Linked DNA regions of Homo sapiens: region 1 is linked to region 2. A link is a contact called in ENCODE Hi-C or POLR2A ChIA-PET data. All regions are on one chromosome and are shown on one strand. Each heading gives the region's core, a stretch centred on a gene start or an enhancer-like site at or near the end of the contact. The rest is flanking DNA. Distances are from core to core; before and after follow the strand shown. Region 1 overlaps ROR2 (receptor tyrosine kinase like orphan receptor 2). Region 2 has its middle 78 kb from the start of LINC02957.

The links. A loop is a pair of places that touch in the nucleus more often than their neighbours do. ChIA-PET counts read pairs that join two places held with the same protein, here RNA polymerase II (POLR2A). Pooled maps may share reads with other maps.
Region 1: a loop to region 2 is called in a map of adrenal gland, with 3 times the contacts of the local background. The contact joins two enhancer-like sites. A Hi-C loop is called at or near these places in 78 of 168 maps with a recorded cell type or tissue (A673, B cell, CD14-positive monocyte and 47 more), 37 of 37 single-sample maps with no recorded cell type and 50 of 50 pooled maps. POLR2A ChIA-PET finds 5 or more read pairs at or near these places in 1 of 52 experiments (MCF 10A).

Annotation. Positions count from the first base shown.
Region 1 is chr9:91,739,024-91,744,659 of GRCh38, forward strand. The region is part of intron 4 of ROR2 (receptor tyrosine kinase like orphan receptor 2); the gene reads right to left. Among named protein-coding and RNA genes, the nearest start is that of MIR3910-2, 110 kb to the left of the region's middle. Within about 2 kb of position 1,893, at least 3 of the 41 ENCODE cell types and tissues checked have a DNase peak (open chromatin) inside an H3K27ac peak, as active enhancers do.
Region 2 is chr9:90,916,466-90,922,360 of GRCh38, forward strand. No RefSeq gene overlaps it. Among named protein-coding and RNA genes, the nearest start is that of LINC02957, 78 kb to the right of the region's middle. RefSeq lists a silencer at 4,869-5,031. Within about 2 kb of position 3,551, at least 13 of the 41 ENCODE cell types and tissues checked have a DNase peak (open chromatin) inside an H3K27ac peak, as active enhancers do.

The DNA of each region.
Region 1 (5,636 bases), core at 643-3,142, 820 kb after region 2:
GACACATCGGGGGCTGCCACTGCTGGCAGAAGAGGGGACTGAAGATGCTCGGACAAGCCTTGCATGAGCACCTCAAGCCTGTAGCTTGTTTTCCAGAAAATCTGGAACCTACCCCATAAGCCTGAGAGCACTCGGCTTTCCATTCTACATCCATTTAGAGTAGACCATCCCCAAATGAAATCTGAATTCTGTTCAATTTAAGGCTAGGCACAGTGGCTCGTGCCTGTAATCCCAGCACTTTGGGAGGCCAAGGCTGGTGAATCACTTGAGCCCAGGAGATCGAGACCAGTCTGGGCAACATGGTGAAACCCCACCTCTATAAAAAATACAAAAACTAGCTGGGCGTGGTGGCGTGTGCCTGTAGTCTCAGCTACTCAGGAGGCTGAAGTGGGAGGATCACTTGAACTGGGAGACAGAGGCTGCAGTGAGCCGAGATCAAACTACTGGGCTCCAGCCTGGGTGACAAGAGCAAGACCCTGTCTTTAAATTTAAAAAAAAAAAAAAAAAAAAAAAAGAATGTGTTCAGTTTAACCACATGGATTTAAAATCCCTATCTGAACTCTCTTGCTAAGGCAGAGGCTGAACACTTGCAATAGTGAAGACCTTCTCAAGCTTCTGCAGAAAACCCTTTTCTCAAAGAACAGAACCTGGAGCTATAAATACTTCAAGAAAGAGATTTTGGTGTTAACTCCAGCTCACCAGCCATTGTTTCCTTGGGTTAAGGGTTCCTTAAAGGTAGTTTAAATAGGCAGCACATGTGTTAACAATGCGAGCCTGCCTGCCCAGCTTTCACTCTTTTTGCACTGGAGTTAACTGCTGATTAGACACTGGCCACACTACCAACATAAATGGAAGTCACCTCTGCCTGGGTATGTGCTGGACATGTCCCTGTCTGGAGGCGGGCTCAGGGTGCTTTGTCCACTCTGCTAGAAAAATCATTAAGACATGCCTGATCAGATTAATGTCAGCTATGCCTAAGCTATGAGATTCAGATCAGTCCCTTGGGATGCCCCCACAAGTGTAAGCCATTTCTTTTCTACCTTGCAAGAGTCAAGGAAGAGAAGGTTGTTCCCCCTGTTGCAGGCTTCTCCCTGGCCGCTGGTCAGGTGCCCACAGGACAGAGAGAGCAAGGGATGTAAGGAAGATGACAAGGGGGTGCTGGGGTGGAGGGTGCTCCTGCCATCATACCCCGCTCACACTTCCCTCACCGAAGCGGGCTTTCAATCTGAATAGACAATATCCAGGCTGGGCGCGGTGGCTCAAACCTGTAATCCCAGCACTTTGGGAGGCCAAGGTGGGAGGATCACAAGGTCAGAAGATCGAGACCATCCTGGCTAACACGGTGAAACCCCATCTCTACTAAAAATACAAAAACAAAATTAGCCAGGCGTAGTGGTGGGTACCTGTAGTCCCAGCTACTCGGGAGGCTGGGGCAGGAGAATGGCGTGAACCCAGGAGGCGGAGCTTGCAGTGAGCCGAGAATACGCCACTGCACTCCAGCCTGGGTGACAAAGCAAGACTCTGTTTCGGGCGGGGGGGGGAATATATATATGTATATATATATATACATATATATATCCCCAAAAAGCCAGATAGAAGTGCTTGGAAAATGGCATCTTTGCTTTTGAATTGTCTGAGAAAACTATGGGAGTTGCTTTCTATTTTCCAACAATTATATTTTATCTTTATCTGGCACATTTGGGGCCTTGGAAGAGGAACAGAGCTGGAGAGAGTCTGTTAAGTGGATCCCTGGGAAAGCAAGGAAAGGACTGAAACGGAATTTGGCAGCTATAAAATTCCTTCAGCAACGTAAGTGCAGTAGACATGCTCACCAGCTGGTGGAGCATCCACGTTTCAGAAATGAAGTGTGGAAATCCCCTGCCCCTCATGCTGCCAGGCACTGATCCAAGGCCTGACGGGACATGGATGAAGAAGAAACTTCTACACCAAGAAGTGATTGTCAGGGAGGAGAGAGGGTGCTAAATAAAGACAACTCGGCCGGGTGCGGTGGCTCACGCCTGTAATCCCAGAACTTTGGGAGGCCAAGGTGGGTGGATCATGAGGTCAGGCGATCGAGACCATCCTGGCCAACATGATGAAACTCCGTCTCTATTAAAATACAAACAATTAGCCGGGTGTGGTGGTGCACACCTGTAGTCCCAGCTACTCGGGAGGCTGAGGCAGGGGAATCGCTTGAACCCGGGAGGCAGAGGTTGCAGTGAGCAGAGATTGTGCCACTGCACTCCAGCCTGGTGACAGAGCAAGACTCTGTCTCAAGTAGTAATAATAATAATAATAATAATAATAATAATAATAATAAAATAATGACAACCCTGGGTAAGAAAAGCAACAGGAGAGGGGTAGGAGATCAGGGAGAAACAGAGGCAGGGGCCAGCAGACTGTGATGGCAGGTGCTCCTCCACCAAGACTGGCAAGATGGTGGGGATCCACAGCCTTCCCCTAGATGACACATGCTGAGAATAAAAATTCATGGGTATTAATAATGAAGGAGGTTTAAAGGAAACTAAGGCTTTTTTAAGGTTGAAAAGGAATCCATGTCAAAATTCAAATGTAGCTACATATTGCATAGGAAGTTAACATTTTCCCCTAATTGTTTTGTTACAAAGTAGTAACCCATTCTCATAATTGTTTATCTTATTATGAGAGAGGCTGACTGTCTAAATGGGCTGCCTGCCTAGGTGAAGCAGAGGAAGCTCAATCTGTGACTCACCAGGAGACAGAGCAGACCAGCCACATTCACAAAGCAAAAACTCCCTAAGCATTGGGTGCTCTGACAGTAAGCTAATATGCAGCTGTATCAAAACTCAATACTCTTTACTTTGAATGCAAAACCTAGCATACAAACCATGATGTCCACTATACAATAAAATTACCAGACATGCAAAGAAACAGGAAAATATAACCCGTGGTCAAGAGAAACAAACACAAAGATAACCTAGATGTAAGAATCAGCAGAGCAGGTTGGATTAGGCCATTTTCATACCACTGATAAAAGACATACCTGAGACTGTGAGCAAAAAGGAGTTTAATTGGACTTACAGTTCCACATGGCTGTGGAGGCCTCAGAATCATGGTGGGAGGCACAAGGCACTTCTTACATTGGCAGCGGCAAGAGAAAAATGAGGAAGAAGCAAAAGTGGAAACCCCTGATAAACCCATCAGACCTCGTGAGACTTACTGTGACAAGAACAGCACAGGAAAGACCGACCCCCATGATTCAATTACCTCCCCCTGGGTCCCTCCCGCTACATGTGGGTGATTCAATTACCTCCCCCTGGATCCCTCCTGCAACATGTGGGAATTCTGGGAGATACAATTCAAGTTGAGATTTGGGTGGGGACACAGCCAAACCGTATCACAGGGCTTTAAAGTAATAGATGTGGAAAACACAGAAGAAGGTGTAGTGAAGATGTGGGGTATTTCAGGAGGGATGGAAACTATAAAAGAACTAAACAGGAAGCCTAGAACTGAAACATAAGAGTCTACAATAAAAGATTCATTGGATGGTGCAGCCATGCACCACATAACGATGTTTTTGGTTAACAGCAGACCACATACACAATGGTGGCCCCCTAAGATTACAATGGAGCTGAAAAATCCTCATCGCCTAGTGACATCGGAGCTGTCATAACACTGTAGTGCAATTACTCAATTTTTAATAAACTCACTGTAGCCTAAATGTATAGCGTTTACACAGTCTACAGTAGTGTACAGTAATGTGTAATGTCCTGGGCCTTCACATTCACTCGCGACTTACTCACTGACTCACCAGCAACAGCTTCCAGTCCTGCAAGCTCCATTCATGGTAAGTGCCCTATGTAAGTGTACCATTTCTTAATTTTTATACCATATTTTTACTGTACCTTTGCTGTGTTTAGATATACAAATACCATTACGTTACTGTTGCCTACAGTATTCAGTATAGTCATATGCTGTACAAGTCTGTAGCCTAGGAGCAACAGGCTGTACCATATAGCCTAGGTGTGCAGTAGGGGAAATCATCTAGGTTTGTGTGAGTACACTCTATGATGTCCCTACAAGGAGAAAATCACTAATGCATTTCTCACAACGTATCTCCACTGTTACATGATGCATGACTGTATAACAGAGTGGATACAGCAGAAGAAAAAAATCTATGAACTTGAAGACAGATCAACAGGAGATTTCCAAACTGAAGCAAAGAGACAAAAAGACTGACAACTCTGATACAAATATCTAACAAGGACATCAGAAAAATATGATAAGGGCCGGGTGCAGTGGCTCACATCTGTAATCCCAGCATTTTGGGAGGCCGAGGCAGGTGAATCACTTGAGGTCAGGAGTTCAAGACCAGCCTGGCCAACATTGTGAAACGCCATCTCTACTAAAAATACAAAATTAGCCAGGCGTGGTGATGCGTGCCTGTAATCCCAGTTACTCAGAAGGCTGAGGCAGGACAATCGCTTGAACCTGGAAGGTGGAAGTTGCCATGAGCCAAGATCATGCCATTGCACTACAGCCTGGGTGACAGAGTAGGACTCCATCTCAAAAAAAAAGAAAAAAGAAAAGAAAAATACGATAAGGACATCACAAGAGTATCTAACAAGGACACCACAAGAGCGTTACAGACCAAAATGCCTACCATCAAAAGGGGCAACGTCCTCCTCAAAACATTAGCAAACTGAATCCAGCAAAATAAACACAGACAATACTAAAGAGGCCCATGGACCAACTGGGGTTAATTTAATGCCACTGCACTCTATATTTGAAAATGGTTAAAATACCTGGGAATAAACCTAACAAAAGATGTCCAAGGCCTCCACACTTGAAACTTCAAAAATCACAATATTGAAATGAAAACATGTTCACAAAAATATGTGAAAACAAATGTTCATGGCTTTATTTATAATTGCCCCCAAATGCTCATCAATAGGTGAATAAACATATTGTAGTACATTCATACAACAGAATACTTCTCAATAAACAGGAATGAAGTGCTGTATAGTTAACCAGAATAAATCTTTCAGACATTACATTTAATGAAAGAGGCCAGACATAAGAGTCTCCAAACAAAATGTCAACAGCACAAGGCAGGAATTTTTAGTTTTTATCTGTTGCATTCATTGTTGTATCCTCAATGTCTTGAATGGGACCTGGCGCACAGTTGACCCTCCACAGAAATTTGTTAACTTTTTTTTTTTTTTTTTTTTTTTTGAGAGACAGAGTATTGCTCTGTCGCTCGCCCAGGCTGGAGTGCAGTATCACGATCTTGGCTCACTGCCACCTCCACCTCCTGGAGGTTGATTCTTCTGCCCAGCTTCCCAAGTAGCTGGGACTACAGGCAGTCACCACCACACCCAGCTAATTTTTGTATTTTTTAGTAGAGATAGAGTTTCATCATATGTTGGCCAGGCTGGTCTCAAACTCCGGACCTCAGGTGATAAGCCCACCTCAGCCTCCCAAAGTGCTGGGATTACACGCGTGAGCCACCACGCCCAGCTGAAGCTGAAATGTGTTAACTGAATGAATGATTTCCTTGAGAATTAGACGCTGTATATTACTCTCTGCTTCCAAAATGAAATACTCTGAATATCTGACTGTACTGATAACAGATGTGGCAAAAACATCCACTTGAT
Region 2 (5,895 bases), core at 2,301-4,800:
AGCCAAACATGTTGCTCAATATGTCAAATAACCAGCTCCCCATAGTTCTTCTGGGAAGTTCCCATCCATGCCCAGGGAGATGACTCTGGGACATAAACTATACACTCTGAATCAGCCTCCAATCGATGGTGTTGTTTGTCCCATAGCCACGACTCACTGGTCCGGGAATCAGGCAGTGGAAATGGGAGATACACCACTCACCATCACCCCTAGTGAGCCACTGGCAACATTTTTGCTTCCTGTTCCCACAACTTTATGCCCTGCTAGCCTAAATGTCTTAGCTCCAGAGGGAAGAATGCTTCCACCAGGAGATGCAACAATGATTCCATAATTTCTACAACTTCCACAACTTCCAACTGGAAATGAAGACTGTCATCCAGCCATTGTGGGCTCTTCGTGTCTCTGAGTCAACAGGCCAAGAAGAGAATGATATTGCTGGCTGGGGTGATTGATCTTGACTATCAAAGGGAAATTGGATTGCTGCTCCACAATGGAAGTAAGGAAGAGTATGTCTAGAACATAGGAAATTCCTTAGGGCGTCTCTTAGTATTACTATGCCTTGTGATTAAGCTCAATGGAAAATTCAGGAATGAAGGTTTGGGTCACTGCACCAGGTAAAAACTCATAACCACCTGAGGGGCTTGCTGAAGGCAAAGGGAATACAGAATGCGTCGGTGGAATAAAGTGGTTATAGATACTTACTGTGGCCATGTGACCAGTTACAGAAACCAGGACTGTAACTGTTATGAGTACTTTCTCCCTGTTTTGTTAAGAATACATTTGTGTGTATGCAAAGTAAGCAAATATCTTTTTTTCTTTCCTCTCTTATTCCCTTATCCTGTAACACACAATACATTGACTTTATATGAATACTTAAGTATTGTCAATCTTACATTATAGTATTTAAATTATGAGATATCAAGGAGAAGAGTAAACATCACCGAAGGCCCTTGCCTTCTCTTGTGGGGAAGGGATTAGTGAGTTTTGGGTTGTATGCAAGATAGGCAGATAGCATGACATTGGTATTGTCTTTATTTGAAGATTAGCATAGTTTAAGAAGATGCCTTTTGGTGTTAAGTTGACAAGAAGTGGACTTATGATGGTTAATTTTATGTGTCAACTTGCCTGGGCTAAGGAATGCCCAGATAGCTGGTAAAACGTTGTTTCTGTGTGTGTCTGTTAGGGCATTTTGTGAAGAGATGAGCATTTCCATCAGTAGACTAAGAAGATCCACTCTCACCAATGTGGGTAGGCACCATCCAATCTGCTGAGGGCCTGGATAGAGCCAAAGGGCAGAAGAAGGGCAAATCCGCTCTCTCTGCTTGAGCTGATATATCCATCTTCTGCCCTCGGACACTGGTGCTTCTGGTTCTAGAGCCTTTGGATTCTAACTGGGACTCACACCATCAGCTCGTCCGGTTATCAGGCCTTTGGACTAAGACTGAGTTACACCACCAGCCTTCCTGGGTCTCCAACCTGCAGATGGCAGATCATGGGACTTCTCCACCTCCATAAACATATGAGCCAATTCCTATAATGTCTCACATATCTATATATGTCCTATTGGTTCTGATTCTAGAGCAGAAGACACACAACCTTCTAGATCTGTAGGGCTCCTTATGAATCATGAGATCCCCAGAACAGCTGCAAAATTAAACAAATTCAGCGAAACAAAAATTAGCTGTTTTGCAGATAATTACTGCTTTTACCTTTAACTTTCAGTTTTGTCATGATGTAGACATCACTGGAGACGCTGGAGCTGAAGTTCGGGCCACGGTTGTCAAAGGAGAGTAGGATAGGCTGGGGAGGGAGGCACAGCAAACCTTCATGGTCTCCATATTATACCCAGTGGATTTTCAGATGCTCCAGGAAGGTGGACTATGTCCATGGATTCCAGAGCACCTCAATTTGAGGATCTTTTAAAAATGCTTTTTTACTGTCTGTGTGAAACTGAGCAAGTTGCTCAACCTCTCTGAGCTTTGGTTTCCTCTTCTGCACAAGATATTGATGATGATAATAATAATACTGACCTTCTATAATATTTGCACATCACTTTGCCTCTATAAGTAATAACTCTTAGCAGCCACCATTTTTCCATGGCCTTTTGCAATGCGCAGGGTGTGAAATCTTCCTAGACAGAAGCCCGATATGGATTCTTCAGGACATGGGTTCTGTATAACCAAAGCACCCAGATATGTGAGGGTAGGACTTAGTGGCCAGATGACCTGAGCCTCCTACTGTGCCTTCCGTACCACCTGAGCCACAGTTACCGCATGTGCGTAGTTCACTGTGGGGGTATGAAACCAGCCATGTCACAGCCATCTGTGGCATGCACCTGTAATCCCAGCTATTCAGGAGGCTGAGGCAGGAGAATCGCTTGAACCCAAGAGGCAGAGGTTGCAGTCAGCCAAGATTGTGCCATTGCACTCCAGCCTGGGTGACAAAGCAACAGAGCGAGACTCCATCTCAAAAACAAACAAACAAACAAAAAGTCAGTGTTGATGACAGTTGATGACTGTCCTCCCTGCATAGGGTGCCCCTTCACTTGTAGCTATTTACCCTTCAGGAGTTGTGCTAGAAAGGCATGAGCTCTTTCTACCACGGAGGGCAGGCACTGCCCTGGGCCTGGAGTGTGGACTCCCACCTGGAACAGCCTCTGAGTGCCCAGCCCATGGTGACCCTGATTCTGGCAATGCCCTACAGTTACATGGCCCAGCCCAGGGGTCCCTGTGGATGGAGAGCCGTTTGCCACCCCCAGGTCCATCCTGGGAAGCCGGGGCTGTGTGAGTGTCCCTAGTACTTCAGCCTTGTTCTTATGTGATCTGCACGGAACCCGCTCCAGGCTTGCCATCACCCCCAGATGGCTGAGGACCACCTGTTCTCCTCAGCCAGGGCCAGGGCTGAGGTGAGAGAAGGGGACACTGGGGCGTAGCTTAAGGACACTCACTTGCCTCACCTGGCCTGGGCCTGCCATAGGGATCAACCCAGCCATGTGCTTTCTGCCCAGGAAGCCACACTGAGGAAAGAGACTGGAGGCAACCCAGCCTGGGTGCTCGTCCTTTGTTGCCCATACAATGGGCTTTCAGCTTCAGCCCTCTGTCGACCTCGCAGGGTGGGCTTAATGTGCTGTGCAGTAGGGTGAGACCCTCCGAGGCCGGAGTCTCTCCCCTGCCCCAAGACCATTTCAGCCTCTGCCGTGTTCTTGCATGGGTATTGTCAGTGGAAGAGAGAAAGCATTCCATGGTTGGTGACTTCTGGAAACCTCTGTGGACTTGCATTCCCTCCGTTGGAATGAAGCATCTTCAGGATGCACAGAATTTCGGCAGCACGGAAACCTGCTTGTGCTCATTTCTCCCGGCATGTCCTCCACGTCTTTGACTCCTCACAAGGCGGCTGTACAGGCACTTTCCCATGCCAGGCCTCACTGTTGGCCTGGCATGGGCTCCCACTCAGCCCGTGCTGTTCCAGCGAGTCCTTCCTGGGGCCTGAAACCTTAGCCCATGGCTCCTTCCCCACATAGTTTTCCCTCTTTCTATGGCTGACGACCTCTCCCTCGGGCCCCAGAACATGACGTCCCCACTACTTTGAGGCTGCCAAGCTCTCGGGAAACGGGTCGCTCTGTTCCTCTCTTGGGCCTCCCACAGCCCTGGAACAGTCTGGGTGCCCTGGGAGGGACCCAGCCAGCCTCTCCTTGCTGGCTGGACTGTGTCCAAGCATTGTGCTCCATGCATCCCCTCCTGGACAGCCTTGGCTGCCGTGCTCATCAGCGCTTCTACCAGGGCAGTAAAGGAGAAGGACAGCAGGCAGAGCTGCACTCTCTGCATTGGCCCCCAACTCCTAATGCCGGCATGAGTTGGCTTGGCCAAAATGAATTGTTTGGATGATTTTTCTGTATTTGAAGAGCCAAGGAAAAAGTTTCCATTTTGTGTCTGTGTGTGTGTCCGTATATACGTCTGCATGTATGTCTGCGTGTATGTCTGTATGTGTGTCTGTGTGTCTAAGTGTCCCTTTATGGGTCTGTGTGTGTATGTACATGTGTATGTCCATGTCTATGTGTATCTGCGTGTATCTGTGTGTCTGTATGTACATGTGTGTCTGTATGAGTCTGTGTGTCTGCATGTATCTGTGTCTGTGTGTCTATATATACATGTGTGTCTTATGAGTCTGTGTCTGCATGTATCTGTATCTGTGTGTCTGTGTGTCTTACATACATGTGTGTCTGTATGAGTCTGTGTATCTGTATGTATCTATGTGTCTGTATGCCCATGTGTATCTTATGAGTCTGTGTGTCTGCATGTGTCTGTGTGTCTGTGTGTCTGTATGTACATGTATGGCTGTATGAGTCTGTGTATCTATGTACCTGTGTGTCTGTGTGTCTGTATGTACATGTGTATCTGTATGAGTCTTTGTATCTGTATGTATCTGTGTGTCTGTTTATATGTACATGTGTGTCTGTATGAGTCTGTGTATCTGTGTGTATCTGGGTATCTGTGTGTCTGTGTGTACTTGTGTGTCTTATGAGTCTGTGTGTCTGCATGTATCTGTGTGTCTGTATGTACATGTGTGTCTTATGAGTCTGTGTGTCTGCATGTATCTGTATGTCTGTGTGTGTCTGCATGTGTTGTGTCTCAGCGCACAAACCCGCAGCACACAGAGCTGGCCCTGCCCATCCACTGACACAGGAAACCTGAGCCTCGAAAGCAGCCCATGGCGCACCTCAGTGCTGGTGCACTCACCCTCTTCAGCCTCCTGGTTCTTCCACGGAGCCCAGCTCTGGAGCAGCAGAGCTCAGGGACACTGTGTTCCTCCTGTCCTCACATGCTGCAGCCCACCACCTTGCCAAGCTGTGTCTGGGCACGTTTCTGGAACCTGGCTTGGCTCCAGCACTGGCCCTGCCAGCTCTGTGCAGACAAGCTCCCAGGAGACGCCCTGGGATTTCACAATGAGCCTCGTGTGCCCAGTCTACCCCTGCCCCCCAGCTGCTGTCCGCTGCACCTTCCTTTGGTTTCCAGACCAGGTCAAGACATGGGATGAGCCTGCTCAGAAGGGATGAGCCTGCTCAGAAGCCCTGGGCCACACACAAGCCCTGGCCAGCCACAGTCGGTGCCCTATGCTCAAAGAGCCACAGCGCTCTTGACCCAGCTCCACATTGCTGGCCGCAGGCACTTCATTTCTTGTAAATTAACCCTTCTTTCTCTCTGGAAACTTCAAAAACTTCTCTTTACCTTTGAAGTTCCAAAATAAATCTTTTTAAAATGCATTCTGCCATGCGTTGGTGGGCCCTTTTAAATAGGACTGGCTATCTGGTCTGCAGAACCTGGTGCTAAACTAAAATGTGGAAGTCCTGTTCAAAAAGCAAGAAAAAGGCATAACAATACTAAAATATACAGCTTTTTCCTCTCTTCCAGAGTCTCTTTCTTGATGTGCTGCATTTTTCATGTTATTTAATGTCATTCCAAGTTAAAATTTTAAAGTATTAGCATGAATTTTATCATTTGTGCAATGCTAGTTTTAAATGCAAATACAAAAGTGTTTAACTCACATGAGGAATCACTGAAATTATGGTTTGTGTTATGTGGCTCGAGCATGCATGTGTATTTCATTTCTACCATAACAGCGACAATGCTGCTGAAAAGTAGCTCAACTGTTTGTATTTTACTTCTTGCTACATGCACGTGCGCCAGCACCCTCTTATCTTCAGCTGACTAATGAGGGAGAAAGCACTGAAGGACAGGAACTCTGGGTTGCCCTGTCCTCATCTTTCCTCGTATGTCATCATTTTCAAAGTTCGTGGTTGTCGAATACTGGAAGTAGCCCAGGTAAGAAGGGATGGGATAGGATGCCTTCATTGTTCTGTTTCTTAGAAGGCCTTTGCCTTCTTTAGGCATTTGAAAC